Linked DNA regions of Homo sapiens: region 1 is linked to region 2. The links are chromatin loops, found by intact Hi-C in ENCODE. Cell type or tissue: prostate gland. All regions are shown on one strand. Links, peaks and the distances in the headings refer to the core of each region. The heading gives the core; the rest is flanking DNA.

Region 1 (16,527 bases), core at 4,593-12,592, 110 kb before region 2:
GCTGCACACATGAGAGATGAGATCATTCCTGCAAGCCTCCAGGAAGGAGGAAATTGATTTTGGAGCTTCCCATCATTCTCCCTTCCCAAATGATGAGCAAATCTTCCCACCAGTCATAGCCATCACTCGGAATCGCCTCATTATTGCATTTCTGCTACTTGGAGAGGAATATTCTGACTTTCAACCACTGTCCTCCCCATGAATGCCACTGAAATCCTTTCTTCCACATCAGGGGCCTGTTAGGCTCTGTCTGCTCCTGGTCCACAGGTGCCCTGGGATGGTGCCTCACGGGTGTTCAGATTCTGTAGCTAGGAGGCAGAGTCACAGCTCCTGGACACCCCAGCAACTCGGGTGGCATTTGGCTTCCTGGCAGGTAAAGCTATGGCCATCAGTGCTGAGCTTTGCCCTGGTGGCCCCTCCTGAGAGCCGTGCTGTTGCCAAGCCTGGTGCCTGCCTGCTGCTGGGCCACCCAGGTATGAGCTGCTTATTAGCAAGTGCCAGATGGAGTGGGAGAAACCCTTGGCCCTGGTGGGACAGGCAGGCCTCTCCCAGAGGCTGCTGCCAACCTTCTGCTGGGGACAGCAGGGATTAATGCTCTTCTTCCCCTAGTCTCCAGTTAGTTCTGAGTGGTTGGATTAGGTGTTTTACCTTTTTGAAAACAGTTTTCTGTATTCTCTAAGTTTTCTATAATGAACATATGTTCCTTTCATAACCAGAAAGAGTTGATAAAAACTCTTAAAATCTATAGAATATTTTTAAAGGTATATATATATATTTTTTTTCTTGAGACAGAGTCTCACTCTGTCACTCAGGCTAGAGTGCAGTGGCATGATCTTGGCTCACTACAACCTTAGCCTCCTGGACTCAAGCAGTTAAAAGGTGTACATTTTGAGCTGTGGAGTCAGGTCAAGTAAGGTCTACTTGGCCTTGAGTATGGGGTCAGTTGTGAAAAGAAGCTGTCTTTGACTTCGGGGACAACCCCTTCCCCTCTGGCATTCTGTGGACCAAGTCTTGGCTTCCCTAGACCTGCTGCCGTGTCTGTCCACTGTGGCTTGAGCATGGAGCTGTGACAGCTGAGATAACTGCATTTACTATGCAAACGGGGAGAGGGAAAAATGAAGTCCACTATAAAGATTGCTCTGCTGCATGGGGAAGAGCTCCACCTCCTGCCAAGGAACCCTGGGGCTCCATGAATGGGCTTATTAGGCAGCCTTCCTGTGTGTGCCTGGAGGCACAGAGCTTCCCCAGGCAGCATGCAGAACCATGTGCTGAGAGCCTGGATGGAACAGCAGCATCTCAGTAATATCTTCTGGAGCCTGAAAGGATAAAGAAATTCCTCATGCTAAGACAGAGGACTTCCATAATGGAAGCCACCTGCTTTGGGACCCTACAGGACCAAATATCAAGAAAGAACACATGACCAAGCATGGTGGCTCAAGCCTGTAATTTCAGCCAAAGCGGGAAGATTGCTTGAGCTCAGGAGTTCTAGACCAGCCTGGGCAACATAGCAAGACTGTCTCTGTAACAAATAAAATTAAAGTTAGCCAAGCATGGTGGCGTGTGCCTGTAGTCCTAGCTACTCAGATGGTTGAGGAAGGAGGATCTCTTGAGCCTTGGTGATGGAGGCTGCAGTGAGCTCTGATTGTGCCACTGCACTCCAGCTTGGGTGACAGAACAAGATCCTGTCTCTTAAAAGGAAAAAAAGGGGAGGAGGACAGCTGGCTAGCATGAGGACAGGGCTGCTGGCATGTTGAGGGGGGTTTGGGAGACAGCAGCAGCTGCCCTAGCTTTGTTGAGCAGCGAGCGGTTGGAGGAGGCCAGCTTCCCTTCTGGCCTCAGCCTTGGCCTCTGGGCTCCTGCCCACTCACCTCTGGAGGCCTCCAGCCACTCTTGTTTGACGCTGTACCGGACCTGGGCTTTGGGGTGGCTCTCAGGCAGGTGGCAGGCAATGACTGCTGTGTTTCCCTCATCCACTTCAATCACGTGCTGCACATCTAACTTGAAGTCCTGGAGATCTGTGAAGAGAAGGGAAGGTGCTGGTTGGAGGACAGCAGAGCAAAAGTGTGACATTTCAGGGTGGGCTTGTGCCTTGGTGTTGTCAGTCATGACAAAGCTCACACCTAGGGGGATATCAGGGGATCCTCCGAGTTCTTCCTCCAGCCCCTTGTTGTCTACAGGAGTTTGTAAGAATGTGGGGCCCTCATCACTGATGGGGTTCACTTTGTATATACAAGCTGGGGAAAGGTGCAGAGAGAATCCCATCAAGGGGTGCCTCTGGCTCAGACCATCTGTTACACTGAGATGTGGGGGCAAGTTGGCTCTGCTTACACCCCAGAAATGGGGGGGGGTCAAAGTACAAATGTCCTAGCAGAGCTGTCAGCAGGCTCAACTAATGGAGATGGAAGGGAACGATACAAGAGAATGCTCATGTCTTTTCTCCAAGTTGATTGAGAACAGCCTTCGGAGGCTGAGGCAGGAGAATGGCATGAACCCAGGAGGCAGAGCTTGCAGTGAGCCGAGATCGCGCCACTGCACGCTGGCCTGGGCGAAAAGAGCGAGACTATGTCTCAAAAAAAAAGAACAGCCTTCCCAGGTTCTCCTTAGGCATCCACGATGACAAGTAACAGGCCTGAGATTCCACTTGGTTGCCGGCCATGGTTATAACCAGAAGGCTGATTCTTGCTGCTCAGGAGCCACACCCCACTTCACGGAGGATCCTTCCTTGGGGCTGGGGGCAGGACTCTGGATACCCTAAGGGTTTTCTAAGACAAAGAGGAATCTGCCAGGACAACAGGCAGCACCCTAGGGTGGCTTAATGGCAGTGGACTATGGAGGAGCCAGGGTCCTAACATGAGACTGTGGTCTCTGGCAGCCCCATAGCCATCTCTCCTGGCTTGGCACCATGGGATCTAAACTGGGAGAGCATGGAGATTCATCTAGAATAAAAGCAGAATGTTTCCCAAACAATGCAAGAGTCCAAACAACAAATCTCTCTTTGTATGAGACAAATCACTCATGTTGCTGAGTAAAACAGGGACCACTTGCACAACAAAACTGCATGCATTCCAAGCTGGAAATCTGGTTTTCAGGATTATAGCTGAATTTAAGAGGAGAAATAAAACTAATGGAGTATAAGACAGATGGAAATATTTTACCCAGACACTCTCTTCTTAAAGGTACTCAGAAAGCCCTGAAGGCACCTTCTCCGAATACTGGCCACACCAAATTCTGCTCAGCTCCCGGGACTGACAGCATTGGGACTGACTGCAATTTCACTGCAAGACTGCACCTGCCTCTGCTGTTGTTTCCAGTGGAGACCCAGAGAGGGCTGGAATCAGGTTTCTCACAGAAGACAAGAGATAATGACCAAAAACAAACTGGTGTCACCCTAGGAGTGCCTGGTGATTAAGGTACTCAGTGAGGTCAGGAGGCTTCCCACGTAATGGAACTTCCCAGCAACTCTTAGTCAATTCAAGCCAACACAGGGGAGGAAGCCCTGTTGTTTCTGTGAAAGGATTGATGTCCCTTTGATTACAATATTAGACTATGAACTCTTTAGGGGCGTGGACCGAGTTTTGTTCCTGTCTGTGTCCCCTGAACCTAACCCAGGTCCTGGCCCAAGTACACACTTGGCAAGTGTTGAATGAATAAATGAATGAATGTTAATGAATGAACGAATGAATATCTTGGAAGCTGAGCCCCACGAGTTAGGTACAAGATGCCCATTATGCTGCCTAGAAACTCATAGTTGAACTCATAAATTCATAGTTGAAGTTGGTCTACATTTTGAACAAACAGACAAGAGCCTAGCATAACAAATGTTCTGTGAACATTATATCTAAGTGTGGCCAATGGAAGCTATTTTGCAAATACAATGTTTCTTGAGACGTTATGTGGGATCTGAAGAAAGAAGTGAAATGGGTCTAATAAATGTGCTGTAAGAAATACATGCTATTCAAGGAGTGATGTGTTAAAAACAGTGACAGGATGGATATTCCATTCTCCATGATGTGCTTATTTCACACTGCATGCCTGTATCAAAACATCTCATGTACCTGATAAATATACACACATACTATGTACCCACACACACACACAAAACTTAACAAAAAACAGAGATTGGCTGTCTGATTCCTTTCTATTGCCCCATTTCACTTTCCAGGCTGAACAAGCATGATGCCTGCGGGTCAAGGCGAGATCTCTCATAGATTCCTTCCTGTGGGTAAGTGTAGGGCCTCCTGGGCTTTTAAATAATGATTTCAAAATTATTTAATGTTTTGTGTGTGATATCTGAGCCTAACTAAACGATAAATTCCTGGTGAGAAGCCTATTAATTTTTCACTCTTCACCCCAACCCCAAGTTCTATTGCATAGTACTGAGGATACAGCAAATGCTTTCTAAATCCTTGCTAAATAAATACAGTTTGGAAGGCTGAGCCCAAGGCCAGCTTGATGGGTGTGCAACCTGCCTCTGCACTTGATGGGGTAACACCCAGTTTAATGCTCTGCTTTCATCATCTGAAAATTCTTAATAATGCTTCAACAAGGGACCCTACATTTTCATTTTGCATTTGGTCCCACAAATTATTTAGCCCAGTCCTGGCTGAGCCTCTCAGCCAAGATAGCTAATGAGTTTTCTCTCAGAGAAGAGGAAGGTTTGGACTATGGGAAAGGAATTGCTTGAGCTCAACATGTTCTAGCTAAACATCGGTAACTTTGTTTTCTGAAAGCAATTCACTTAAAAAATGCAAAGGCCTTAATCCTCCTTCAGGCCAGTGCGCCCTGTACCTGCCAAGTCAGGAGGCTCCCCACAAAGCGAGCTGTGAATGATTGTGAGCTGTGAGTGATTGTGAGCTCAGGGGCATCTGGAAAATTCCTCAGGCGCTGTGAAGCACTCTCCTCCATGGTCGAATAAGTCCCAAACTACTCCACCAAGAGGTTTCTTTTTTTTTTTTCCTCCTCCTTTTCTTCACCTCATTCCAAGGAAATTTGCCTTAAGCAAAGAATATACTTAAAGCTAGCAGATCATTTTGCAAGAAAGATGTAAGGAACTGAAAGGAGTTTGGCACCAGGATGCCATCTCCATCTTCATGGCCCCAGGCTCCTGCCCATTGTAATTGAGGGCTTATCCAGGCACGGAGGGAGCATGCACTCTGCCAGGCACCCACCTCAGCAACCCAGTGGTAGAAAACACTGTCTCTTTTAATCCCCTCTTGGCTCCTGCTGCACCCTCTGACAGCTGCTCAGTTGGAGACAGAAGGCTGTGCAGTGGGGGAGCATGAAGCTGGGCACTGGTCAGCCATGCGGCCAGACAGCCCCTCTGTTCTGATGCCAACATGTGCACAACAGCCTGTGCAGGCAGGACCGAGGGCACCCCAGCTGGACATCCAGCTCCCCACAAGGGGCGACTGGCAGGCGAGCCTTCCTGGCTTCAAAACAAATAAGCAGCAGTTCGGTCCTTGGCCCTGTCCCTCCTACCCTCTATCCCCCCTCCCCCCGTGCCTCCTAAGCTTAAGCCTTAGCTTAAACACTCCCAATTTGGCTGCTTGAGTAAAACTTGAGTTTCACTAAGGGATCAAAGGCAGAATAATGAAGTGATGAATGATCTGAAAATCAGAGGACCCCTTTCTCTAGTGTTTTTGGACAGGAAGGGGGCCAGGGAGGGGTGGGGAGTTCATGATCAATAAGAGCCTAACCAGCCATCAGATGGGGCAGATGCAGAGAGGAGCTCTAGCTGGCGCATATGAAGGAAACCAGCCTGTTCCCAGGCCCCTTTGTCTGCAAAGCTGGTTTCCTGGCCGAGTCCCTAGGCTGCTCAGTGTGCTTCACTGGAAATAAGGGACAGGCCCTTCAATTACAAATAGGGTTAGCAGGCCTCCGCTGCAGAAAGATGGATCAGGTTTCATGGGGAAATGGTTTGACAGGACACCTGCCCTTGCCTGTTGGCTGGTGTGTTTGAGAAATCCATTAGAGGAATGTTTTTGCAGCTTTAATCCTCTTACCTTCCCTCCCCTCGCACCCTTCTTTTGCATCCTCTCTTTGTGCATTTTCCAGCTACTTCATTAACTTGTCCGCATTAATCAAACGCTAGTAGACCCACTTTTGTTTCTCAGCTCCCAACAGGTCAGAAGTCCTGGTCTTTGGGGCCATCTCTGAGTTTACTGACCTTATTTACTTGTCACAGAGCTTTGTGATTTCTGAGAAAGCCCATGATATTTTAGGCTCCATATAGAACCCGGCCCAGTTCCTTCCTTCTGGGAGCTCAGTTTCCAAAGGGAATACGTACACTCTGATACATCACTTCTGTAGGCTGTCTGAACACAGAGGCTACAGGGATGTGTTCAGACACACATCATGTGATGTACTCTGTGTTCTCTTCACATTCAAAGGGCACATCAGGCACAGACCCTTTTGGCTATGGGAAAAACAGAAAGCAAATTAGACTGTCAAAGGTACATAGATGTGGCTGCCATCAGCAGATCACATGTGAAACCGCAAATTGGCACATTTTATCTTGAATGTCTCTTGAATTTCTTTCTCACCACCTTCTAGTCTCTATCTTTCCTTTATTAATAAAAGGCTTGGCAGAGCTATGAATTAAATTACAGTATTTGGTGTATGTTCATGCATTCTCATAACACAAATTGTCAAATATTAATTGTAAGCTTATCCCCCAATTTTCATGGACTTTACGTGTCCAACTACAGGATGTGTTGGGTCTCAGTTAAATGCCCCAGGTGTAATCCATAAACCTATCAATCACTTCCAAGGGAGTTATTCATTCAATCTTCTCCTGCATTCTCCTTTAAGCTGCAAATTGAAGTTCGATTCTGTTTGAAGTAAGAAGAGAAGTAAGACGCCACCATCCGCTGGATGCTTCATGGAGTTACCAATATCCCCATATCCATGAGCTCTGCTGAATGCTTAAAGAAACTTTGGCCTTTTACCCCTGCAGGTACTTCTCATGCACAGTCCTGTCCTACCCTCCTGCCTGTTCCTGGGGATCACAGGACAAGCCTGCATTCCTCTACAGAGGTCTGGATGGGATCCATTAGGTCACGGGGCACCGCATGGGGCTCATGTGGCAATGCTGCCAGGATGACTTAGCAGCCTCAGGGCCACTGGCAGGTTTCTGGACTGATGGATAATTCTATTCCCCAACTGTCACAACCTCCAAGCCTCAACTTGTCCCTGTGGCAGCTTGCTGCATCTGTGGCTAATGCTACAAGGCACAAAGGATTCTGCTCTACTGGAGCACTACTCAGTGGCATGCTGATCCTTTGGTCCTTCCCTGCACCTCAGTCCCTTTTTGAGAGACACCCGAGGTGCAGGAGAAGTAAAGTCACTAAGAGTTTTCTCTGGTTGAGCTTCTGGCTCATGGCTATCAGACAGACTTGGCTGTAGAGTCTGAGAAGACAAAGGGTCCCTGACACTCCTCACTATGTTGCCCCTGGACAATATGGGGGCTCTCCTGTGTCCCAAACTGCTTCATTGATGGACAAAAAGTCCCAACACAATTCTCAACCCCCAAGTCACTTGAGGGACCATAGCTTGGCATGACCCCAAGGTTATTCCTCTGAAATAAAATGATCTGCAAGTGAAACGCCATGGCAGTTTTCTGCTGAGGATGTGGGACAACTACAGAAACAGAAGGCTGGAGCCTCATTGTGCTCTCATGAGGTCAGAAAGCCTGGCACCTGGTGAGTGGTTGGGGTTTACTGTGGGCTGGGCAGGCATCTCAGAAGCCATGCATTTGGGGTAGTGACTAAGTATTTTAGCCCTGGCACATAGACCCCCTGCAGCCCACAAAGCGGGACAAAACCAGCATTTGGTAAAATACCATCCCTCTGGTCATCATTGAGTCATTCATTTAGCAAGCCAGGTGCTGCAGAATTGTCTATTATGCCAAGCACTGCAGAAAATACAAAGAAGAAAAGACATAGCTCCTAACCACAGGGAGCTTTCAATCACATAGACAAGGCAGGACACAATAATTCACAAGCGTGGTGTTCTCCAGCGTAGTCCTCACCACCTCCACCAGCACTCCAGCCTAAGTCAACACTGTAATCTACAGAGACACTTAGAAACACAGTTGGCAGAGTGAGTACTGCTCCTCCCTTTGCAGGCAGGGAGACTGGATAAATATGTTTGCTGTCTTTGGGATTTTTTTCTGCCTGTCCAATTGCACAAATAATTTTGGCTCCCAAGCTCTCTCCTGACAACCATGGAAACATGACATGAAATTTCTCAAACACACTTTCTGATGAAAGCAAGGCATGCTCTTTTTTATTTAAAGAAAACAGTTTCCATGGGGAGGAAGAAGAAGAATTAAAAAAAAAAACAAACCTTTGTAGATGCCAAGCACATTAGTTGTTAAATCTTGTTTCTTTCTTTTCCTTTCAGTTGAGGTGGGATTTACACCCAGATTTGAGCAGTGGAAGAAAGCTGGGATTGGGGAAGAGATGAAAGAGACTGGGGGATGAGGGCTGAAAATCAAAGTCAAGACAGGAGAGAGAAATCTGGGGGTGGGCAGGAGGGGAAAGCAGGCCAGAAGGGAGGAGTGGGAGAGGAAGAAGGAGAGAGACTAAAAAGAACCTATTTTGCAATGTCATTAAATGATTTGCAATGAATTGGCCTGAGGCTTCAGGAATTTCTTGGCTTGAACCAATTAAAAATACTTCATTTTTAAAAAAGACATAAGAGAACGAGAAATGCGATTAATCCTCAAAGACAAGTCAAGGATGGAGCCATGTCTCCACTGGGTCTGGCAGCCAGATGAACACAGATGTCTGGTCTGTAGACCATCTCATCTACCCGACTTCAGGGCCGCTCTGAGGTAGGGCTGGTTAGCAGAACTGGGGAGTTTCTTTTGGACTAGATGAAGGAATGAAATAGTTAGAAAAAAAATATACTGAAGAAAGAGCAGAAGGAAAAAAAGATTTACTTGCCAGCAACCCACATCACACATATTTCTCTGATCAACCAAATACAAACTATAAACTTAGCAGTGGGAAAATTAATGTGAGTCCTGGTGGTCTGGACTCATCAGAGCCAGAGCTGGATCCTGGCACAGGCTTTGGAAGGGCTGGCAGCCTGTGCAAGAAGAGAGGGAGGAGAGAAAGCGGAGGCTGAGGAGCTGAGAGAAAGAATGGGGATGAGCACTTTGGTGTGGCTGTGATGAACAGAACTCCAGGTGGGAGAGACGGGGCAGTGGGGCCTGCTTTTTCTTCCCACACACCTGGAAACTGCATACTCCCATCAGCCTCGGTGGCACCAATCCCATCCACCCACTCCAAAATGCCCCTTGAGGTATATGTGAGGACAGTGGTCCCCAACCTTTTTGGCATCAGGGACGGGTTTCATGGAAGACAATTTTTCCATGGACCATGGGTGGGGAGACTGGGGGGGATGGTTTTGGGATAAAACTGTTCCACCTCAAATCAATAGACATTAGTTAGATTCTCATAAGGGGCGCACAACCTCCTAAATCCCTCGCATGCACAGTTCACAGTAGGGTTCACCCTCTAATGGTGAACCCTATTCTATTGAATGGTGAAAACCTGTTCTGTTCTGTTCTGTTCTGTTCTGTTCTTTCTGTTCTGTTCTGTTCTGTTCTGTTCTGTTCTGTTCTGTTCTGTTCTGTTCTATTCTATTCTAATAGAATCTAATGCCACTGCTGATCTGACAGGAGGTGGTGTTCAGATGGTAATGCTTGCTGGTCCACCGCTCACCTCCTGCTGTGTGACCCTGTTCCTAACAGGCCATGCACCACCATGGAACGGTACTGGTCTGCTGCCTGGGGGTTGGGGACCCCTGTGTTAGGTCATGGAGCCAAATTCACTGGCATCTCCCTGAGGTTCCAGAATTTCCTCCAAACATCTCAGTTTCTTTCCAATGTTGTTTTATGCTTCTGACATTCATCAATTTTTCTAAGTCTTTCTTGAATCCATTTGTATCTTCAACCTCTTTGTATCCTGAGTCCCTGCTTTATCCTTTCTTATATACTTCTTGAAAACTTTAAATATATCAGAATTTGAAAAGGAAATTCAGAAATTGTTAATTTACCCTGTGTATGCCCTTTTTCATCTTCTAGACCTCAAACATGTTTTATCTGGGAGTCTTCCTCTTTCATGACATTCACAGAAGGCCTATGGTGTGCCAGGCCCCGTGGACAGCACTGTGGACACAGATGCATAATAACAGTTCCTACCCTCCAGATAGAGAGGCAAGAAAGGGCTGTGGAAGCAAACCCAAGGTACTAAGGAAGCCGGGAAGAGAACCTACTCTAGACTTGGAAGTTGAAGGGGTCAAGAAACATTCCTAGAGAAGATACCTGAGTCTTGAAAACTGAGAAGGAATTAGTAACCCAACAGAGGTGGGAACTTTCTGAGGACGGAGATGGAGAGGAAGATGCTGCCAGCTGAGGGACCACCATTCTGAAAGCTAGGAGAAAGTGCGCGATGGAAAGTGGGCCTGAGGGAAAGGCTGTAAGCACCTCACTATTAATCACAATTCTCCCTATAGGAAAATAAATGCTGTTTCTACTTCAGCAAGTTTTTTTCCTTTTGTTTACATTTTTTCTCATTATGAAGTGATCATCCTTTAATTTGGATGTGAACACTACGTCTATTTGCAGGACAGACTCACTGTTCTATAGAGCTCAAGATTATTACCAGACTCCAAAAATGGCTGAAAGTCTAAAAACAAAGTCAAAGTAGAAATTGCTCAACTTTTCCACACACACACGAGAAACAGGGGATGCTGAGGTGTGAAGCTGTTTTTAAAAAATGAGGGAACCAAGGACTCATTTGCTCTCTTGGTTTTCTTTTTTGTTCTAAAGAAAGCATCTTGCACCATGCTCCTTAAAGGAGTCCAGTGATTTCAAGCCGGCAAATCAATCTTTCCCTTGGCTTCTGGTGCAAAAGGCTCCTCAAACTGTGTTTTGGCTCACTGAATCAACATACTACACAGCCCTTCCCTTTTCTCTTAGCTTAGAAAATGAACCCAGTATTGTATTTAAGCATTTGGCTGTGAGTGCAAAGAATGAATTGAGGACAAGGGTGGAGTGGGTTAAGAGTCCTTAAGGGTGTCCTTGGTAGAAGATGCACTATGAACCTGAGGTCTGTTTGGTAAATAGTGACCTCTGATAAATATAGAATGGGACTCCTGGCTGTTTGGGGCAGACATTTGCTGCCAAGATGCTCTGAGCAGAACTTACACCACGGATCTGTCTGGGTACTTGCACCAGGGCTAATAGGACTAGTGTAGCCAATGCCATTTGAAGATTTCACCAGAATATCAGGGATAATTCTAGTGAGCTATTAATTTCTGCCTGCATCCAGTAGAAAACAGAAAGCGTTGATGTAACTTTGTCCTAAAGCTATAAGGTATTCCTTATTCATTTCCTATTAAGATGCTCAAGTTGCTCAGGCACCTTTTAGATCTCAGCCATCTTTCAATAATTTTCTTGCCCAAGTGTCAAAGTAAAATACACATAACTTATGGTATGGAACAACTAAATTTCAAGCTGGCTCTCCTTTTCCAACTCCATTCCCCTGTGTGGAGCTGTCTCTGTCTCTCCCAGCCAAAGCAGGCTCACACTCTGCCCCAGCTGCAAATCTCCTTCCCCTCCTGGGGCAGCTTAGGAAGCCACCTGTGTTTTCTTTCCCTACAACCCTTCTCACTGCCATCCCTTCATCCCAAAGCAAAAAGCTTGTACAGGATTCCCTGATGCCCAAGCCAACACATAAATGTTTTTCCAATTTGGAGCGAATGGCTCCTCCTGTTTTGTCAGGGAGTCACTGGCTAACTGAACCAGACGGGGGCGGAAGTGGGGAGTACTGGAAAAAACACTCTAAGTTTCTTTCTTAATCAGAAAATGTTCATACCCAAAGAGAAAAGAGATGAGAAACAGTTAAGAAATGGGGTGAGCGGGGAACAGGATGGAGAGAGAGAGACAATCACCTGGTGGCTAGATTAAGAATTCGATTGAGCTCACCATGGAAATATCTCACTATGGAAATAAAACTTTCTATGGCAGTATCGGTGCCATCCGAGAAACTGAACTGGGCCTAGGTCTGAATACACAATGTTAAGAGCTGAATTTGGTTTTTAAAGGTCTGAGAAAGGTATGTGAGGACTCAGAAATTAAAAATCAAGGTTGTCTTGTACACATTCTTCAAGGCTCAACTGCTGAGTCTTCCGCAATCCCCTGAAATGGAAATGAATCCTTGCTAGCCTCCGAGCTCCCATTAAAATCTGTTCACATTTCTGGCGGGCAACTCATGGGGCTGGCTTGCTTTATGACTAATGTGTTAACAAAGTCCACCTTCTCCATTAGACTGAGAGATGTTCAATGGCCAGGACCAGATCTTACTGTGCTCTGTTAGAAATTCTAAATGTTCCCAATTCTTAGGGCACCAACCTCCAAAACATCCAAATATAGGAGTCAGCACTGGAGAATGAGTGCTTTGCTGTTTTTCAAGTGGGACTCATGAATTTTGGTCTTGCCTTATTTAATAGAAGCCTTTAGAAATAGAATGCATTAAGTTGTAAGGTATTGAGGACAAAATTAAATTAAAGAGGTAGATTGTTAATTGTAGTAAGAAAATATATTCTGGGAAGAAAATTATAATGACTGTTGGAAATGAAAGATAAATTATTTTATTAATTGAGTTCTTGCTTGCTTGTTTCTTCTCTCATCCTCTCCACCCCTACACTTCACAGAGGAGTTGAGAAAAAAAAATCTTGAGAAAAAATCAAGACATAGGTTTTATATATATATTTAAAAATCAAGACTAGGGGAAAATTAGGAAAGGATAGTCTTAATAAGATAGCCCAAATTAAACCACAATTTTGCTCTGAGACACCTGTGGCCAAAGAGAATCCAAACAATATGCCTCTGCCAAGGTGAGAGGACTTCATGAAGCTGTTTCTGCAACCAGTGAATGCATCTCTGGTAGGGGCTGGGGCAACAGGGTCTCTGTGTCTGCATCTTCCAATGGTCAGCTCCACCCAAGGTTGAAATCCAAAGCATCCAGAGGTTTGAATGGAGCTCATGGCTCCATAAAGGTTAAGGAATAACCATTGTCCTGGCAGCGTGGAAACATCTCCGTCTAAAGGTGCCATTAATGATTCTGGGAGCTGGACTTAGGGAGAATCTAATTTCTTCACATTGTCTCCAAAGAGACATATTCCAAAAGAACTCCAGGCAGGTGGTGTATTTCAGGTGGACAGTAGGGGACTGTGATGGTTAATTTCATGTGTCAACTTTGCTAGACAATCTTTTACTTTGAGAAAATAATTACCCTCCCTAGTGGGGATAGGCCTCATTTGATCATTGAGGGTATTAATAGCAAAGACATGTTTTCCAGAGAAGAACACAACACAGAAAATATGCCTGAGTTTCCTGCTTTTACCCTAAGACTGCAATATCAATTCTTACCTGAATCTACAGCCTGCATGAGCTAACTCTTTAAAATAAATCTTTGTATAATATATAATTATACATATACAAAATTAAATATATTATACATATATATATACACACACACACACATATATGTATTATTGGTTCTGCTTCTCTGGAGAACCCTAATACAGAGATAAAGGAAGCTAGAAATATTTTAAGAAAGAAATCGCTACAATGGTCCTTAATGGACTATGGACTATTCTAGTTCACAGTCAGAACCTAGGTGACCTTAGTGAAGTGTGTGATGGGAATTAGCGGTTAGGGGAGCTGAGCAAAGAGACATAGCTTCTGTTTGTAAGATTCACCATGCTGAAGGCCAGGGTCAGCCCAGCCTGTCAGTGCAAAACAACAGCTGTCTGTATACGGCAGCAGTTGAGTGGGCAGCAGTGAACCCACAGGAGCATCAGTGAGCAGCTCTGCGGGCTACACTGACAATGCACCATGACACCGTGGCTGCTCCTGAAGGCGGCTGGGGTGGGAATCTGAGTTAGAGAGCACATGTATATAAGGAACTAAGAAAGTCACAGGAATGGGTTAGTTCTCTCTTTATAAGAAGCCAGCCCTCTATTGGTTCTGGTTATGACTGGAAGCTCTGCCACCCTCTGGACTGTCTTCCTAAGGGTCACTCCCAGAATGGAACTGGGCAGTACAGGGCTGGACACGGGCTTTAGAGCCTCCAGAAAGGAGACACTCCAGAAATGTTTGACAACCACATGGGCGAACAAATAAAGCCTGGGATTTCTAAAATGCTCTCAAATACTAATATTATACATTCTCCCATTTATCCTCAAAAAACCCATGAGACTGGTGATGTAATTACTGTGTTCATTTCACAGCTGTGGCAGTCAGTCTAAAGACCAAGTGATTTGCTCAAAGTCATGGAACACTTAAATGGCAGAGCTAAGGCTTAAACCCAGAATTTAAAAATTTTTTTTAGCTTCTTGTTTTTTCCATTATACCAGTTTGGCCCTTCATTTTATTCATGGGTTAAATTAAATTATGGTAACAAAGGGCCCCTGGTCACTTTGGACATTTTCTCAAAGTCAGAGATTCATGAGGTTGAGTGGCGAGGGGGACTCCTTCCTTTCTTGTCAGCCACCTTGCCTGCTGATCTCTGATGCCAGAGACAGGACCATTCAGGAGTATATGCCTGGCCTTGGCGCTAGGAGGCCTTAAGGAGCGGTGACCGATCTGTTCTCAATTATACCGGCTGCAGCTTAAGACTTCACATTAACTTGAGGACTAAAATTCCCAAGTTTAGAATTATAGGTAGCTACCTGGTTACCACCTGTTTTATTTCCAGCTACCAGTGGGACCTAGGGATGATGGGAGAATTGGGAGAATAAAATTATCAAAAAATCTTAAAAGTTAAAAATAAACAATTATTAATGGTTGACTGTTAGAGGTAAGGGATTGAGAACAGCTTTTCCACTGCCAGCTCTGATGAGTCGGTTGTGACTCCTTGCCATACTGTGTTGAGAACAGGCCTGAGGTGGAACTCAGGGTCCAGTAAGAAGGAGTGGAGTGCTCCCTGGCAGGGTCTGCTGTTGGTTCAGGAGCAGACTGGGAACAGCTGAGCTGTGTAGAGCGGTTGGCTGCCTGGTGTGAGGCTTGTGAAAAGGGAAAGGGAAGTGAAAGGAAGGAGTTCAAAGTTAAAAGCATTTCAAAAACCAAGAATTAGACAAGATGATCTGAAGCAGGGCATTGGCAGCAAGAAAGTTTTTCTTTTTTTTTTAAAGTTTAGGTTAAATAGGAAATAAAAAACTCTTCAGAGGACAGCGAGATGGGCACCTCCACAGAGCATGCAGCAGCCATTACCCACATGGCCAGGACAACCTGGGGTGGAGGGAGGGAGAGAGTGCAGGTGAGACTCTTCAGTTGATTTGACCTCTGGCTCCATTTTACCGAAAATCAAAAGATGATGTCACCTGGTCAGGGTGAAGTACAAGTGGACCCTCCAGCTTCCAACACTGGACCAGAAAATTATTCTGCTAGAGGCCTCCCCTCCACCCCTGAATCCTCAAGCCTGGTCCTAAGCCCCATGACCTATAGCCCCATGACCCTTCTAAAGGGTGGATGCAGGAGGTGGCATCTTGCCAGGTAGGCCAGACAGCAACTGCTTTGTGCGAGGATGAACATGGGACAGCGTGGAGAAGAGGCCAGAGGAAAAGGAAGCCTACCATGCTGAGTGTGTGTGGGTGTGCATGCGTGTGCACCGGCACGCCGCTGCCCAGTCTTTCCTCTAAATGCAGACCGTGCCTTCGGTAATCCCGTCTACCACTTGGCCTCCCTCATACATCAGCCAACCAGCAAAACACAGCCCCTATTCTGCTCAGGAATGTGCTTTCAGAAACTTAATCTACTGCTGCGTCTGGGCCAGATCCCCTAATGGCATTAACCCAAAGACAGCACCCCTTTCACTTGCCCCCACCCACCTTCCCGCCACCTCGTTGCTGCCTCCTCCAAGCTTTGCAGTTCCACTCCACCAACTCCCTCTTTTTCATGACACAGCCCCCCATGCCTGCTCTCTCAACTTTCAGCACTTCTTCTTTCTAGTCAGGCCCAAACATTTTGCCTTCTGATTCATGTCTAAATGACAAGCCAATAGTTCTTGGCTTTCAAATAAGCCCAGCTCGGCTTCTGCACAAGCCCCTTCTTCTCTTACTGTGCCTTCTTGGGTTGCAACCAAACACTTCCCTTTGTCCTTTCTGCCAACCACAGATCCCCTCAAGCACCAGAGGAAGAAGCAGCCAGGAATATTTTTAAAATGAAGGCTAATAAATTGTCTCTCCTCACACAGATACACCTTGAAGCAGAAGGAAGGCTCCAAGATAAATCTTCCACTCTCCAACTCTCCCTTTCCCAAACAATAAAAGGTTCAGCCTGGCTCCTAATTAGGCCAAATGAATGGTTATGGTCTTGAGTCTCTACAGACTTGTGCTGCCCATTTGCAGATGAAACCTCCCTGTTGAATGAGCAGTGCTGCTCTTTAAGGGCACACGCATTGCTAAAAGGCGCATCTCATTTGCAATAATCAACAACTGGAAAGGCCCTAA
Region 2 (16,527 bases), core at 5,555-13,554:
GCAAATCCCAGCAGATTCAATTTAGCTATAGACCATCAGAGGCCATGGATTACTTTATTCCTACTGCCCCCACATCCTCTCCCCTGAGCCCCTGAAGTTCCTGGCATATTCAAAGACTCTAAAGTAATGTAAGTACCTGGCCCCATACGCTTCCTAGACTCCATATGCTGCTTCAGGGTTGAAGATTGGGATATTCCCCAGGGTCAGAGCTGGATGCAAATTCCTTCTCACTCTGTTGCTCTTCTGCAATTCTAGCCCCCTCTCCCCGCAAAGCAGCAATCCTCTGTGGATCATATCATGGGATTGTCTTCATTACTGGATTTCTTAGAAACATCTGGCAGCAGAGCCGGGCCTGTTCCAATTCTCTGAGTCCTCCCAGACCACAGGAGTTCTCCTGAATGATCAAGTGATCTTTCCCCTGAGCCTGTGGAGGAAATTTGTGCTGGTCTCCTGTGCTTCTCTCTGAACAGGAGAAGGTTGTTTATTCCACATAATTAATGGACAGAGAAACTGGGCCTAATTTATTTTACTCATAGGAATGCAAGTCTGTTCTTTCAAGAGAGGAATGTGTGTCTTTGCCTCACCCAAGCAGACTCACAATTTTCCCATAAAGGGTAGATACACTTGGGCCACTTGGGCCAAAGATGAGGGGAAGGAGCAATTCTCAAAAAATCTCAAAGAGAAACAATACAGTTTTAAAGAAATAATGTTTGTTTTGACCATATCATCTTAAGCACTTTTTGTGATCATTTAAAATGATTATTGAAAGGCATTTAACGAGGATTTTTTTATTAGACCTTTGTGCTAGACTGGATTCCTGTGTCCTTCCAGAATTTGCTAACTCTTCAGGAAGAAGAGTTAGAAGTTAAATGTCCTTTAATTTATCTCAAATCAAGAATACTGAATTTTACTCGCACATCCTAAGCTAAGGATGGCACATTTCAAATGCCTGCTTGCTGTTTACAGAGCAGTGTGCTAGGGACAGAGATAAATTACAAAGGCCATGGTTCTGAGACCCTGTCAAACTGCATTTGCAAAACTCTTTGCAGATGAATTCTACGAATTCTTTAGAGTACATCAGCAAAACCTACATTCTTCTCAGCAGAGGCCATTAATTAATTAATTTCATATCCCATAATAGTTATGTGTCTATGTGGTGGTAAAAGCAGACAATGGGATTGGAAAAGCATAGTTTTAGACTCAGGCCTGTGTCTGAATGCCAGCTCTGTTATTTCATACTAAGTATGTATTTCATACATAGCCTCTCTTTGCCTTAATTTCTTCATTTGTAATCCTGTCTTGCAGGATTGTTGTTACTGAATGTAAAGTTCTTGACTCATGGCAAGATGCTTCATAAATGGTAGTTATAATTAATATACAAAGTATTTTCAGTGTTTAACTTCTTCTGAAACCTGGTAAACTCAAATCAAGGTGGCCATTGGCTTCAGCATCACCTCCCAGGACGTGAATACTATTGTCACTGACTTACTGTGGTGCCTTTCCTGCTCTCTCACTTCCCATTTATTCTGCCTGGAATACCATCTTGTTTGGGAAACTTCCCCTAAGCCCCTAGATTGGGTTAGGTGTCCCAGTGCTCCTGTTGGCTCCTGGGCTCATCCCAGTGGCAGCCCTTAACAGATAGTATTCTATTTGTCTGTCTGCTCTGGGGACTTTGCTTTGCTTTGAGAGTGCACAGATCATGTTTGTCACTCTCTCTTTTTTTTTTTAATTAAACAGTTTTATTGAGGTATAATTTACACACCATAGAATCCACTCATTTTAAGTGTACAATTCAATGGTGTTGCAGTAAATTTACAGAGTTGTGCAACCATTACCACAATCTAGTGTTAAAATAATTCATCAGCTGGAAGAGATCCCTCACACTCATTTGCAGTCACCCCATTCCCACTCCCAGCCCTGGGCAACCACTGATCTACTATAAATTTGTCTGAACATTTCATGTAAGTTTGTAGATTCTTTTCTAAAGATTTGTCTGGACATTTCATGTAAGTGGAATCATACACTATGTATTTTTTTGCTATCTCACTTTTCACTTAGCATGCGGTTTTTGAGGTTTATCGATGTTGTCGTATGTATCAGTAGTTCAGTCTTTTTCCTTGATGAATGCTTTTCCATCGTATGGATACATGGGGACTGTTTTTTGTTTGTGCATTTGCTTTTTGTTTTGAAACAGCGTCTCACTTTGTTACCCAGGCTGGAATGCAGTAATGCAGTGGTGCGATCTTAGCTAACTGCTTCCATGACTTCCCGGGCTCAAGCGATCCCTCAGCCTCAGACCACAGGTAGCTGGGACTACAGGCATGCGACACCCACCATTCCTGGCTTATTTTTGTATTTTTTTGTGGAGTTGGGGTTTCGCCATGTTGCCCAGGGTGGGGACTGTGTTGTATACACTAATATGTATATTGTGGCTAGCTCAGTCCCTGCATATAGTAGTAAGCTCCGCCTCCCAGGTTCCTGCCATTCTTCTGCCTCAACCTCGAGTAGCTGGACTGCAGGCTTCCGCCACCACGCCCGGCTAATTTTTTTTTGTATTTTTAGTAGAGACGCATTTTCACCATGTTAGCCAGGATGGTCTCCATCTCCTGACCTCGGGATCCTCCCGTCTCGGCCTCCCAAAGTGCTGGGATTACAGGCGTGAGCCACCGCACCTGGCCGAAAATGTTTGTTTCTTGAATTAAATTCGTCTTGGGATATTGCAGTTAGTCTGACATATTCATATGCACAGCACAGTCCAATACCTGTGTCTTGTTTTGGCAGTGTCCAGCCATTACTTCAAAGGACTCCTTAGCAGCTTCTTACCTTGCCTTCTTCACCTTGTGTAGATTTTTTAAAATTCTAAAGTGAGAAACAACTTCTTTTTCCTTGCTGTTTTGACCTTATTTTCTTCTCATTATCCAATGCAAATTTGAAGTGCTCATATTTGTCCCAACATGTTGTAAGTATCTCATAAATATTAATGATAATGTAGTAACATATTAATAATCATGTATTGAGCACCTCCTTTACTGTGTACCTGCCATTATTTTAAGTGCTTCGAATACTTCAATGAACAAAGACAAAACTCCCCACCACCCTCATGATGAATGTATTCATATTTGGAGATCCCTAATATCAGCAGTGCTTAAGAATTTGGTCTACATAAACCTTAACATGTTTTTCAAACATTACTAAACACGAGGTCAAAAGACATGAATAAACTCTTCAAACAGGGGAATACAGAAAATTACTCAACACATAGAAAACAGATCAGCCCAATAATAATGAAAGAAATGAAAATATAAACAAACTTATATAAGTTAGTGAAAAAATTATTTTATTATTATCAAAAATAAATAAATAAATAAATAAATAAAAGGCTGGGTGCTGTGGCTCTTGCCTATAATCTCAGCACTTTGGGAGGCCGAGGTGGGAGGATGGCTTGAGCCCAGGAGTTCAAGACTGGCCTGGGCAACATAGTGAGACTCTGTGTCTCCAAAAAAAAAAAAAAATTACTCGAATGTGGTGGCACATACCTGTAGTCTCAGCTAAACAGGAGGGTGAGATGGGAGGATCCTTTGAGCCCAGAAAGTTGATGCTGCAGTGAGCAGTGATTGTACCACAGCACTCCAGCCTGGGTGATAGAGCGAGACTCTGTCTCAAAAAAATAGAAGAAAAAAAAAGAGGAGACTGCACTTTTTGATACACAGAATGTATATACAAAACAATGTTAGTTAAAACAAAAGAGTGAAAAATATTATGCATGAGCTGACATGCATACTTGTATTTGAGAATTTTTTGGTGACCTATAAAATGGAATTTAAAAACTCAGTAGCCACACTTACAATCTGCAATCTGATTTCCTTGGAAAATATAATCTCCATTTCTACCTCCTCCTTTGCCAGTTATTTGCACTAGTATATCAAAAGGACATTCTTCTTTTTAGGTGCTGTATCCAAGCCTACTTCATCAACACAGATTCCCATGAACTGTAGAGCAGCAGGGTCAGAAAGGACCCGGAGACCAAACAAGCCATACTTTCATTTTACAGAGGCAGGAATGTCCATAAAGAGGGAAGGTCTTGCCTAAGGTCTCTCTGCTAGTTAATGGCAAGGCTAGTATAAAACATAAGTTTCAATCTTCTTCAGTACTTAACACAGTCACTGGTACATAGTAGGAATTTGAGAACATTTGTGGAATGAATGACTGACTTTCATAATAGAAGACTGACATGGCAGAATTCATTGGAAAGCTCACATACTGGGAGTCTTGCTTCTGGGCACCCAGCTGAGAGTCAACATCTGAATATGAAAGATTTGGACTCACAGAGCAGAACCAAAACGGAAAACAAAGTAAAAACCAAAACCGAAAACCAAAAAACAAACAAAAAACAAGGAAGGGAAACCTAAAGCCATGGTCTGGCTTGGTAGAAGGCTACTATTTGACTTAAAATACTTGGAACATTAGTAATTTTCATGGGTGTGTCTGCTGTTCTACAGATCTAGGTTCTGGGCAATTAAAAGCTATGGGTTTATTCTGGTTTATTTTAGGCAGCCTGCTGTGGCCTCTTCCTATTGTGGTTGAGGACATTGTGTGGATGGGCAAATGCTTGGCCTCCTATTTGGATTCGAGACTAATGCTCATTATTTTATTTCAAAAGGAAGAAGAGCTGACATAAATAGTTCATGGAGAGTCCTGGTGGGAGAAGGTGATATCTGTCTTACTGCAGAACTAGGGTAATATGAAGAAAACCAACATGGAAAACCGTGTCTCCCTCCTTGTGTTGTTTTGGAGGCAGTCCAGGAAAGGAGGACGGATCTACTTTCTAACTTGTGGAGAGATCATGGGCAAGTCACCCTGGTCTAAGTTTCTTCAAGGTAAATTACAATCCTGATTAAGAGGTTCAGAGAAGGTAACAGACATGAAAGAATTTTGAAAAATATAATATGTTATATTAACTTGTGGTGGTATATGATGGAGTTGAATTCAGCATAGGAAATAATTTTTTAAAAAGCTGTGTTGTGTTGCTACTTCTTTAAAAATGATGGCTAATAAAAGAGAATGAGCAGAGAAGGCCGTGCTTATAAGGAAGGAAGGAAATAACTGAATGATGGGTTTTTACATCATAGAACAATGGTAAAAACATCTTTGGCTGCAGTTTCCTCTTGTCCACTCATCTACCTACCAGCTGCTACTAAACATTAAACATTAAAGCATGGTAAAGAGGACTAAAAAACAAACAAACAAACAAACAAATCACCACCACAACAACAAAAAACTAGGCAATAATAGACCTTTGCTAAAGTTTATCCTCCTTTTCAGCATCCTTTTCTATCAGCCTATAGCCCATCATAGAACCCTGGCAAATATTAAATAGCTGTGGTCGAACAGAAAAAAACAACAGTTTTAGAATTAAGAGTTGGGTGTGGGCCCGAGTTCCTGCACATGTTGGCTGTGTAACCTGGAGAAGTTTTTTGTTTGTTTGTTTGTTTGTTTTTGAGACGGAGTCTCGCTCTGTAAGTTTTAAAAGTCTTTCTTATCCCAGATTTCCTCATCTATAACAAAAGAAGAACAGCCTACTATCCGGGCAGTGTCCAAATGAAATAATGTTTGTGAAAACCCTTTACAAACTGTAAAGTGCATTAGAAATGCCTATATTGTTATTCCGTCTTTTTGCCTCAGTTTCTTCATTTGTAAAACACGGCCAGTGACACCCATTTCACTAGGATATTTTGGTTCCCCGTGAAGCCCTCTGCAAGTAACTGAGTCTCATATTATACCTCACCCTAGATCTACAGCCCCTTATTTCTCTACCATGTAATGGAATATTTATTTCCAGCCTGACATTTTTGTTTTCTATTGTCTTGTTAGATATCACCCTCAGAGAGCTTCCAATATACTTGATAAGTGAAGACCCTCCCATGATTTACCTGCCCACACCTCTCTTTTTACAGGGGCCTGCTACTGTAGAAAGCTGGGACCCATGTTTGACAAGAGGCTCTTGGTTCTCTCCACCAAGAGGATTTAGGCATTCACCCTTCTTCAGACACTCCTGCCATGCTGATTACAGGGAGACCCCAGAGAGGTGAAAAAGCAGAGTGGACCGTGACAGCCTGAAGAACATTAAAAAAGAGCTTGCAGACGGTGCCACTAAATGCCTGAGACACTGAGTGAGAGGAGGGGCCCCATCCACTGAGCTGGCCGCCTCCTGTCTTCCCTCAAAACAGATAGCTCTTTCCATTCACTTCCACATGCGTCTATTCTCTGCCTCTTGAGTGGGCCTGAAACTGGAAAACATCTGCACTAGTTTCGTTTGGGTGTGATTTATAAGGACTCCCTGCGGTCCCCTCTCTCCCTTCTCCTCCTCTTCACCTCTGGGGCTTCGGGGTTTGGTTTTTTTTTTTTTTTGTTTTTAAACAGGCTTGTGTTTCTTGAGACTGGGTCACCTTGATTTATTATGCCCTGGACTCATTAACAGAAGACTCTGGGACAGGTCATTTATTTTCTGAGTGGTAATTTCCTGTCCTACCCCAGCCTGGCTCAGCAGGGGCCCAGTGGAGCACAGACTTATATTAGCTGCACTGTCACCATGGGAGAACAGAATTGAGCAAGAAAAGTTCAGAGGGCAAAAAACATCTCTTAAGAGCTTTTCTCCTTACTCTGATGATTTCCTTCAGAGTCCCTTTTGGTAGCTCCCTGTCTCTCTTTTTTTTTCTCCCTTACCCCAGCAAATGGGATAAAGTTTAACAAGTTGCACGACTGCCTTCTTAAAGGAATAAACACTGGCCTTTCTTCTCTGTTTCATGTTTGAGTGATCCAACATTTATATGCAAAAATAAAAGATAGGGAGGATACTAGTGGGCACCCCAAGCTGAGGATGAATTAGATGAATTAAACAGTCCAAATTTTTACCAGGCCCTTGTTACAATAATATATTCACGTTGAGGCACTGAAATCTGATGTGTTAATTTTTAGAGAGACCAGAAGACAAAGATAAAATTACTCAAGATTTTCAGATAGGATCTTGGGATGAAGATTAAAGAAATTGACATTATTTAGCCTAAAGTTCAGAGGCTGAAGAATGATTTATTAACTGTTTCCAGGTCTCTGGAAGGTAGTTACATATAGGAATGATGGTGACCAGCTGTTTTCTGACTGCACTAAGGATAGAATGAAAGGAAGTGGAATCAAATTGTAGTAAAATGGCAGAATAAGTAGTCATAAAGGTGAACATCCATGGCTAAAGTCTATTGAGGAAGATGAGATATATCTTTAAAGCTGTAAGCTTGTTAGCCCCATTTTATAGGTTAATGAATGGAGGTTCAGAGAGGTTAAAAAACTTGACCAATGTCCATCACTGAGGAAGTGACAGAACCAGGTCTAGCTGGACTCCACAGTGTATGACAAGGCTGACTTATATGGCAAAGAAATTAACAAGAAATACAGAAAATAGTCATTTTATGAAGTGCCATTAGCCTAGATTGGCTCATGTGCAGAGGACAGGGGATTCAATTCTGTGGACTTAAGGTCCTGGGATTCTGTGCTATACCTGCCTCTGTGTTGGGAGGACAGTACCCTCCATTCACTCTCAGCCCAACAGACAGGCAGAGAGGGCAGACAAGCACTGCAGTTTCCCTGAAACAGTCTGAAGATTTTTGGCTCTGTTTGTGCTGGTCATGTCTGTTGCTTGTCATGGGCTGCACTCCCAGACGAAGGCTCTGGTTTCAGGAAGGCCATGAGGATGATGGGTTGTGGGTGTCCAGGGCACAGGAAAGACATCCCTCCTACGCACAGTGCATGGCGTCCCAAAGGTTCATCCCTCATGGGAAGGCCAGTTAGTTAAGGAGGTTCCAGAGTTTGTTCCACGGTGAGGATTGGAATTTACGCAGAGCCACCAAAGTGGCTAGAATTCGTCCGAGGAGCATGCAGAGGTGGGAGGAGCAAATCCCAGCTGTATGATTGTCCATGCACATGGGCCAGTTTGGGAATGGCCATGATGGAGGAGCAAGGCTATACGAAACTAGGACTGATTGACCGAATGGGAAGGATGACTAACATGTGCTGCATACTTACTCTGCCAGGCACTATTCAAAGTTGGTGAACTATATTAGCTCATTCAGTCTTTGTGGCAACCCTATAAAGTCAGTAGTACTGTTACCAGAAAGGGGTCCTGATCCAGACCCCAAAAGAGGGTACTTGGATCTCGCTGAAGAAACAATTCGGGGCGAGTACATACAGTAAAGTGAAAGCAAGTTTATTAGGAAAGTAAAGGAATAAAAGAATGGCTACTCCATAGACAGAGGAGACCTGAAGGCTGCTGGTTGCCCATTTTTATAGCTATTTCTTGATTATATGCTAAACAAGGGGTGGATTATTCATGCCTCCCCATAATTTCCTGACTACACCTTGGCATTTGTAAACTGTCATGGCTCTGGTGGGAGCGTAGCAGTGAGGACGACCAGAGGTCACTCTCATCGCCATCTTGGTTTTGGTGGGTTTTGGCAGGCTTCTTTACTGCAAGCTGTTTTATCAGCAAGATCTTTATGACCTGTATCTTGTGCAGACCTCCTATCTCATCCTGTGACACGGAATGCCTTAACTGTCTGGGAATGCAGCCCAGTAGGTCTCAGCCTCATTTTACCCAGCTCCTCTTCAAGATGGAGTTTCTCTGGTTCAAATGCCTCTGACAGTACTGTTGTTAGCCTCATTTACGATGAGGAAAAGAAGCACAGTGAGGTCAGTAACTTGTTTGAGCCCAGCAGCTAGGAAGAGTTGGAGCTTGAGTCCAGGTCCAGAGAGAGTCTGACCCCAGTAGCTGTATTCTTAATTACCTCAGTTTAGGATGAGGTGCTTAAGTTCCTCCCTCTCCCCCACCCCTGGAGGAACTTTTGCTCTGGGGTCACTGGCTCAACAATGACATAGCTTCTTGCTGCCTAGTTTATAAGAAGTACTAAAAATTGTAAACATTGTTCTAATTTAGGGATTTTATATTCACTCTTTCTCTGCCTCTTTCTTTATCTTAAAATAGGCTGGAGGAGAGAGAACAAAAAGTAAACATTTGTATGCTCCCCAAGTCAGGCCCTTGGGTATTCGGAGTCTGTAGTTGCTAGTTAATTAAATTCTGTAATTGCTCAGTTAACTGTTTGCAAGGTGTGGGAGGCTGGTGGAGGAGGAGGGCAGGTTTTCCAACAGTAAATCCTACAGGGAGGGGCAAGAGAAGAGCACCAACATCTGCTACCTGCAGACCTTGAGCTAAATGTTTTCCCATTAGTTACCTCATTTTCATCCTCTTAACCGTCCTTTGAGGTGGGTGTTATCAGCACAATTGTACAAATGAGAAAGGTTGTGTAACTTGCCTGAAGTCAGATTCTCTGTGAACAAAGGACCTGGGATCTGAACCCCAGAGTGTTGCCCTCCAAAGCTGTGCCCAAGACACTGTACAGTATCCACTGCTATGGACAAGACAAGCTTGACAGAGGACCCAACAGGCTTAGCCAGGAACACAACCCACAGCACGCAGGTGAGATGGTTCTGGCCACACCCTCCAGCTCAGGCTCAGCTCAACCCTTCCTCCTTCCTGGGAGCATGTCAGCCTTCCGTGTGGGGAGCAGCAAACTGGACAAACAAGAAGCTCTTTTCTGGGCTGTGCTCAGCCAGGGGCCTGGGGCATAACAGGATGGTTAATGCAAAGCTTGGCAAGCCTTCCCGTTTTAATTTAGGCCTCCTCCCAGGAGGGAATCCAGAGGCGGGAACATGAGAAAGGGAAAGGAAAAATAATAAGAGATAAGTGAGAAAAGAGAATATTTATAGGGCTTGGAACATCTAATGGAAACCAGCTGCCTTATTGGGGATGGGGGCCTCTTCCTTGCAGGGGATTATTAGGTTTTCTCTTGTACATACCTGTGTGTGGTGGGGGGTCCGGGCAGAGAGACAGCGACAGCAGGGACCAGCCTGGAGGCAGGGTGGAGGGCTGTGCTTACTGTACATTGGCCATCAGAAAGTGGCTATTCCCCTCCTGGCCTCACTCCACCCCCACCTCCTGCCTTCATTTTCAACTGGAGCTGATTCAAACCTGCTGCTCGTGGAAGGAGGCCATGAGTGCAGGCTCCAACAGAAAGATGATACGCGAGGGGATATGAGTGCGAGAGAGCGGGGCAATCAGAAAGAATGAGAAAATGAGACGAGGGAATGGAAAAGGTGAATAAACAGGGGATGATGAGGGAGGGAGAGAGATTGAAAGATTAAAATATTGGCCTGAGTGGGGAGCTTGGAAAGAAGGGAGTGAAGTCTAGAGTTGGAGCAAATTCAGAGCTGATCCTTCTGGGCCCTGTTCTCTCTCCCACAGACTCAGACGGTTGCAATAAAGATGTGTCTGTTTGAGATTTTCCAGGTCCCTTTCCCATAAATCTGTATTTCCTTCTTTCTCAAGGTCTTTGGACCAAAAAGTCTCATCCAAGAATTGTGTAAAGAACACTTAAAGGTGGAGGAGGCATCATAAATGGGAAAAGTGTGATAATATAGGGCTGGAATCTGGGGCACACATTTAGAAAGACAGCAGCCAAATGCAAAGGCACTTTCCAGAGGCCAATTTGTCCTGAGGCTTAAGCTCTGTGTCTTTTTATTTCTAGCTTTCTCTTAGGCTCTTGGTGAGTTGGAGAGGATATGTTCATGAATTGTGGAGTAAAGTTCTGTGTTTAATTGATATGAATTCAATGATATGTTAGGCCAGATAAAGCAAGAGAGAGCAAGAGAGAGTGAGAGAACACCATTTAAAGAGTAGGGATGATTTGCCCATCTTTTAACACAATGAGCAAGAATGTTAGGTGAGCTGAGCTGAGACATGTGAATCTACTCTTCCCTTGGTTTCTTTGGTCTTGGTTCTCAGATAGATCTCATAATATCGGTGAATTTATGTTTAAGGAAACAAGAATTTTTTTAAATAAAAAGTTGTCCTTTACATAAAAGTTCACTACTTTATCTCCTACCCAACTGAAGGAAAACACACAACAAGTTACGCTGCTTTTGTTGAAAAATGGTGTAGGGAAAGAAAAGTAATTTTTTCTTCAACTTTCAGAAGTTCTTAGATGGGAACCCTATCTAGACCCCTGTAACATAAGACAGATTAACAAGAGAAAAACAAACAGAAGTTTATTAATATGCATTATTTTATATATACATGGGAGATACCCAGGGAATAGTTCTCAAAGAACAGTAAATTTTTAAAGAAGTGGCAAGACAAAGGAAAAAGACTTTAAGTCTCTAGGGAAGGCAACTTGGAGGAAGGCAAATTAAAGGCTGGTTAGTAAAGCTTGTTTGTGTAGATTGCTCTGGAACCATCTCCAGGTTTATAAGAGTTCCAAGCTGTCTTTAGTGGTTAACCTTTGTTCTCTCTGGTAGAAGTGGGGTGATAGGGTGCAGGATACCTATTGTCTTTGTAAATCTATGTCCTGCTTTTAGGCAAATAGAGGAAGGGCAGAGAGCTTTTCTGCATCTGTTTCTTCTTAATTACCATCAGCTCAACAATCCTTCATATTTTGGGGTGGCATATTTTGGTCTCACACAATGGTATAATAATGTTCTTTAAGGACAATTTAGGGGATTTTCAAGCCATTTTAATCATTTGATCTGATTAAATGTTAAGTGCTTTTCAACGTCCCTTTTTAAATGTTAAGTGCTGCCTGTAGACTTCATTGTCCATTGAGGTTGGCCAATGTGTGAAAATGTTGACTATATTTGGACTTATGGTTGGATTAATGGACAGCTTTCTCCTGATTACCCAGTCCACTGGTACATAATAAATTAAGAAAGGTCCACAGGCCCCCTGAACTCAGGCAAAGCTCCAAGAGGGGGCAACAATAACCAGTGTGATGGAAGCCCTCTCCTTTCAACTGAGTCCCTTCCTCTTATCTGATCACATGCTGTCACTCCTATCTTTCGATTGGAAACAAGTACCTGTCTTGCTACCATATGACACCCCCCTAAGTGCTGGAGTGGCTCCTGAGCACTGTCAACATCTGACTAACAAAGACAACCTCTAGTCTCGGTAGTATCTCAAGGAGGTCTTCTTTTGTGCTTTTCTATCTTATTCAAAATGTTCGCCCTTTACATTAACGCAGCAACAACTTTACTGTGCCAGCAAGATTAGAGAAAAAGTCAAAGCAGTTCAAAGCCCATGCTGACAAAAATAGCAACATTCCCTTAGAAAAACAATAATTACTACTGTTTTAAGAACTTCGGAAAAAAAAGTGAAATGTTGAAACAAAAAGTGGAAATGTTTTCCCCTTTGGAAGAAATTTCTGCTCAAACTGTTGCAGCTCTGGGGCAGCCTCATCTTGCCCACAGAAGCATCTGTCTTTCAGAAATGAAGACTCTCCTTAATCATCCACAGTTCATACGCTCCTGTGATTTGTAAAAATGGATCTCATAAACTCAGTCAGAACTCTCATGATGCTGGGGAGAGAAGGGATTTCAAGAGTTCTTACATCTCCCTACTGTAACTTCCAGGTCAGACTGCTGCTGGGTCCTTATTCTTCAAGACCTGCGAGGAAAGCTATTCTCAACCTTTCAAAGTGATGCCAAAGAAAGGATGCTTTGGCATTTTACAATTTGTTTGCTGGACTCTGCTGGTTTGGTGCTTTTTGAGTCGTGATGTTCCACATATCCAGGCTGTCCTTTAGATTATATATATATTTTCAATTTTTATTTATTTCTCAGTAGATCTGGTGCCTTAAAAAAAAACGAGATATCTCTATTTGTGTCTTGATGAATTATAAAAGACATTTCCCACCCTTCCTTCTGTTCTATGATCAATTGTCTCCTTTCTCTCTTTTCACTGTTGTCTTCTCATTTGCATATATTTTACATGGACTTGCAGATGTAGGTCAACCACTTTAATTGTGTGAGTCAGAGTGTGTTGGTGGGTAAAACACAGCATAAGTCATATTTTTCAATGGCAGAAACATTATGTGTGGCATTGGCATTTGAACTTATTATTATTATTATTATTATTATTATTATTATTATTTCTTGAGACAGAGTTTTGCTCTGTCACCCAGGCTGGAGGGCAGTGGCATGGTCATAGCTCACTGCAGCCTCAAACTCCTGGGCTTGAGTAATCCTCCTGCCTTGTCCTCCTGGGTAACTGGGATTACAGTTGGGCAGTACCATACCTGAATAATTTTTAAAAATTTATTGGTAGAGACAAAGTCTCACTATGGTTGCCCAGGCTGGTCTCAAATTCCTGGGCTTAAGCAGTCCTCCCTGCTCAGCCTCCTAAAGTGTTGGGATTACAGGCGTGAGCCACTGTGCCCAGCCTGAATTTCTTATTCTCACCTCATGAGTTGGTTTAAATGGAAACATTCATTATTTAAATGACCTAGGATACCCTTATGTCAATCTGAATAGAATGTGTCACTACTCTAGAACTGGAAAATATAAACGTCCCAAGTACTATGTGAAACATTTAGAACCATGGCTTTTAAATGTCCTACATTTAGGTCCTGGAGAAAGGACCTAAAAAATCCTTTAAGTACCTCATGAGACAATACATATCCTGGGAATCTCCAGGAACAATCTAAGCTGTGCGTGATGACTTATTTTTAAGAACCCACTACCATTTATTTCCACTGGATGAATAACCCATCACAGAGATGGGGAAAACATGAACAATGGTAGAGCTGGGGGCAAGAGATGAGTACAAATTTGGTCAAGTGATTAAACCAGCTATAAATTTATTTAATCATGCTTTTCTGCAGGCAACTTTTCTCCATTTGATCTTAAAACTTCATGAGAGGTTCTGCCATATTCTTTGCAGGTAAACATTACGTGTGCCTTCTCTGATCTACCGGCTTCAACCATGGAATGGTCATCCCTGTCTAGAGACTCATAAACAACCATGGATGGAGCTGGCATGGCACTTGGAGGCTGGAGGTGGTGAGAGGTTGTTGTACAGAGTATTCAATTTCTCCAGTGAATTCATCCAGTCAGACTCTCATACATTGGCTCTCAACAGACTCTTTTATTTTCCCTTTTCCCTGCATAGTCCTTCCAACCTGAAATTCCCTTGCTTTCTCTTTGTATAACTAAATCTTAAGACTCAGGTTCACCTTCTCTTCCTCTGTGAAGCCTTCACTGAATGCAATTCACCCATAACTCCCCTCTCTTACACCCCGATAGCTGGTAGTGCCTATGTTGTCCCACTTCTTAAGTTTCCACATTGTCCAGTACTCTTTGTTAGGTTTCTGGGTATTTAAGAGCCACCAGCTGGCATTCCTTGCAGATGGATTCCAGAAGTCCCTGAAAAAGAAATTGTAGAGTCATATTGGACTCATATTGAACACAGAAGGAATAAATTGTTGGGGTTGGGTGGAGGCGGTGACTGGACTCACATGAGAATAGACAACTGATACACTCTTTCTTCATGGGAAGATATTTAGCACAGAGAGCATCCTTCTTTTCCTTCTCTGCTTCTTTCTCCCAGAGAGAGGGATAAGGAGACCTGGGCTTGAACCTGAGGAGACCAGACTGGCCTAGACTGGAAGACTGGGCTAAGCTGTGGTGAGCTGTTTGCAGTTTATAAACAAGTCCTGACATCCCAGTTTGGGTGTTGGCAAGCAATGTCTTCAGCCCAGAGAAAGTTCTCAGAGATGCACCAAGGCCTCAGGCTAAACTGCAGAGTAGGCAAAACTCTTCACCACTGTTCCTCCCACTCCTTCAGTTCCCCAGCACCCCAGATACCTCCAGCCCTCACACTGCCAACTTCGGGCATTCCTTCCTTGGTGTCTAACTGGGCTTGATCTTCATAAAGACTATATGGTGAAGTTAGCTTTTCCTCTTCCCACCAGGTACTGATCTCTTAAAACGAATAAGATGTAGGTAATCAAATTGGCTTTATCTTTCTATTAGGTATTCTAGACTAAAAGCTCCATTAAACTGATGTAATTTAGTAAGGGAGATGTTGGGGGGCTAAGGGCTTTGTCTATCTCTATCAGCTGCTCTCCTCTCCCCACAAGCTAGACTTTGGATAAAATACCAGATAACAGATTTTGTGACTTGGCACATGGCTTCCTTTCTCCCAGACTTCTTTGTGCCTCCCTCTTGCAACCAGCTAAAGAGTCATCCTTGTGGGAACAACTGGGAATTGGCACAGAGACTATTGGAAATCACAGGTGATCCTGGAACCGAGTGTCTCCCGAATGCCTTATTAGTACAAGCCTCTTGGGACTACTTGGAACCTTCCAAAGGGAATTTCACTCTCTTAATTTCATACTCAGTGCAGGATAACCTTCTATAATGTTCCCAACTGGCAGCAGCCAGCCCTGGATGAAGTACTTCCTGTAAGGAGAAGTTTAGTCCTTTCCAAGGCAGCCTGTTCCATTGTCTGTACTTGTTGGGAATCTCTTTTTGTATAAAACAGAAGTTTAGTTACAGTTTTACTTTTAAGGAATGTGGAATACATCTCTTCCCCATGACAGCTCTTCAAATTATTAAACAACAGTGTGGTTCTCAGTACCTCTCTCCCTCCCTCTCTATCCCCTCACACACACACACACACTCTCTCTCTCTAGGTTAGACATTTACATTTCCTCAATGTTTCTCATCTGACATGGCTTTAAGATCTTACAACCTCTGATTCCCTTCTTTGGACATTACACTTTGTTAATAAGAATTGGTCGGCTGGGCTCAGTGGCTTACGCCTGTAATCACAGCACTTCGAGAGGCCGAGGTGGGTGGATCACGAGGTCAGGAGTTCAAGATCAGCCTGGCCAAGATGGTGAAACCCCGTCTCTACTAACAATACAAAAAAAAAAAAAAATTAGACGGGTGTGGTGGTGGGCACCTGTAATCCCAGCTACTCAGGGCGCTTAGGCAGAGAATTGCTTAAACCCAGAGGCAGAGAATGCAGTGAGCCGAGATCATGCCACTGCACTCCAGCCTGGGTGACAGAGCGAAACTCCGTCAAAAAAAGAAAAAGAAAAAGAAAAAGAAAAAGAATTGGCTATGCTCCATTTCTAGAAATAGGCTGGAGTTGGGATTCTTACCCCCTTGATTTAATTTTAGTTAACAAGTATTTATTGAGTACCTAATATGTTTAAGGCCCACAAATCAACAAGGAACATGTCCCCAAGGAATTCTGTTTTATCCATTGGATAATTAATAGTTCCAATGAGACAGTTCACAATGAAAAACCCAGGTCTTTGCTGTAAGAACCTTCATTGCACAAAGTTTCTCAATCTTATTTTATGCAAATATAACTCACATTCACCTATGGCTTTCTTCCCTTTTGTTATTAGGCAAATATTCTTTCCTTCTCAATTATATGCTTCTCTGGAGTCAAGTAAGGGTGGAGTAACAGTTGTACCTTTGTTCATTCACTTAATGGATGTACTAGTTAGGGTAGGCTGAATTGCTGTCATAAATACATGCCAAATGTATAATGGTTTGAACACAATAGAAGTTTGTTTCTCATATAATTGCTCAAGGGAGGTGCTCCTGGCTGAAGCGCAGCTCTCTTTCACAAGGTAGTTA

What was found. Peaks named below come from ENCODE experiments on the same cell type or tissue, not always from the same donor. Only the 100,000 strongest peaks of a DNase experiment are listed, where the experiment ranks them.
Region 1: a loop joins it to region 2, with 2.6 times the contacts of the local background. A loop is called at or near these places in 13 of 110 quality-filtered maps.

What each region holds. Positions count from the first base shown.
Region 1 is chr3:113,253,787-113,270,313 of GRCh38, reverse strand. BOC (BOC cell adhesion associated, oncogene regulated) reads right to left here. Exons shown (of 20, transcript NM_001378074.1): 5 at 1,869-2,015. It overlaps LOC124909409 (a long non-coding RNA gene), which reads left to right and starts at 2,015. Exons shown (of 2, transcript XR_007096006.1): 1 at 2,015-4,222; 2 at 6,811-10,549. RefSeq lists an enhancer at 4,646-5,264. In prostate gland, for the core only: no CTCF peak of the experiment used is centred there; DNase peaks (open chromatin) are centred at 5,873, 7,113 and 8,073; H3K27ac peaks cover 673 bases.
Region 2 is chr3:113,141,622-113,158,148 of GRCh38, reverse strand. All of the region lies in intron 1 of NEPRO-AS1 (NEPRO antisense RNA 1), which reads right to left. It overlaps LINC02044 (long intergenic non-protein coding RNA 2044), which reads left to right. Exons shown (of 4, transcript NR_110823.1): 3 at 4,661-4,877; 4 at 13,814-15,799. Among named protein-coding and RNA genes, the nearest start is that of LINC02044, 18 kb to the left of the region's middle. In prostate gland, for the core only: no CTCF peak of the experiment used is centred there; a DNase peak (open chromatin) is centred at 9,578; H3K27ac peaks cover 3,205 bases.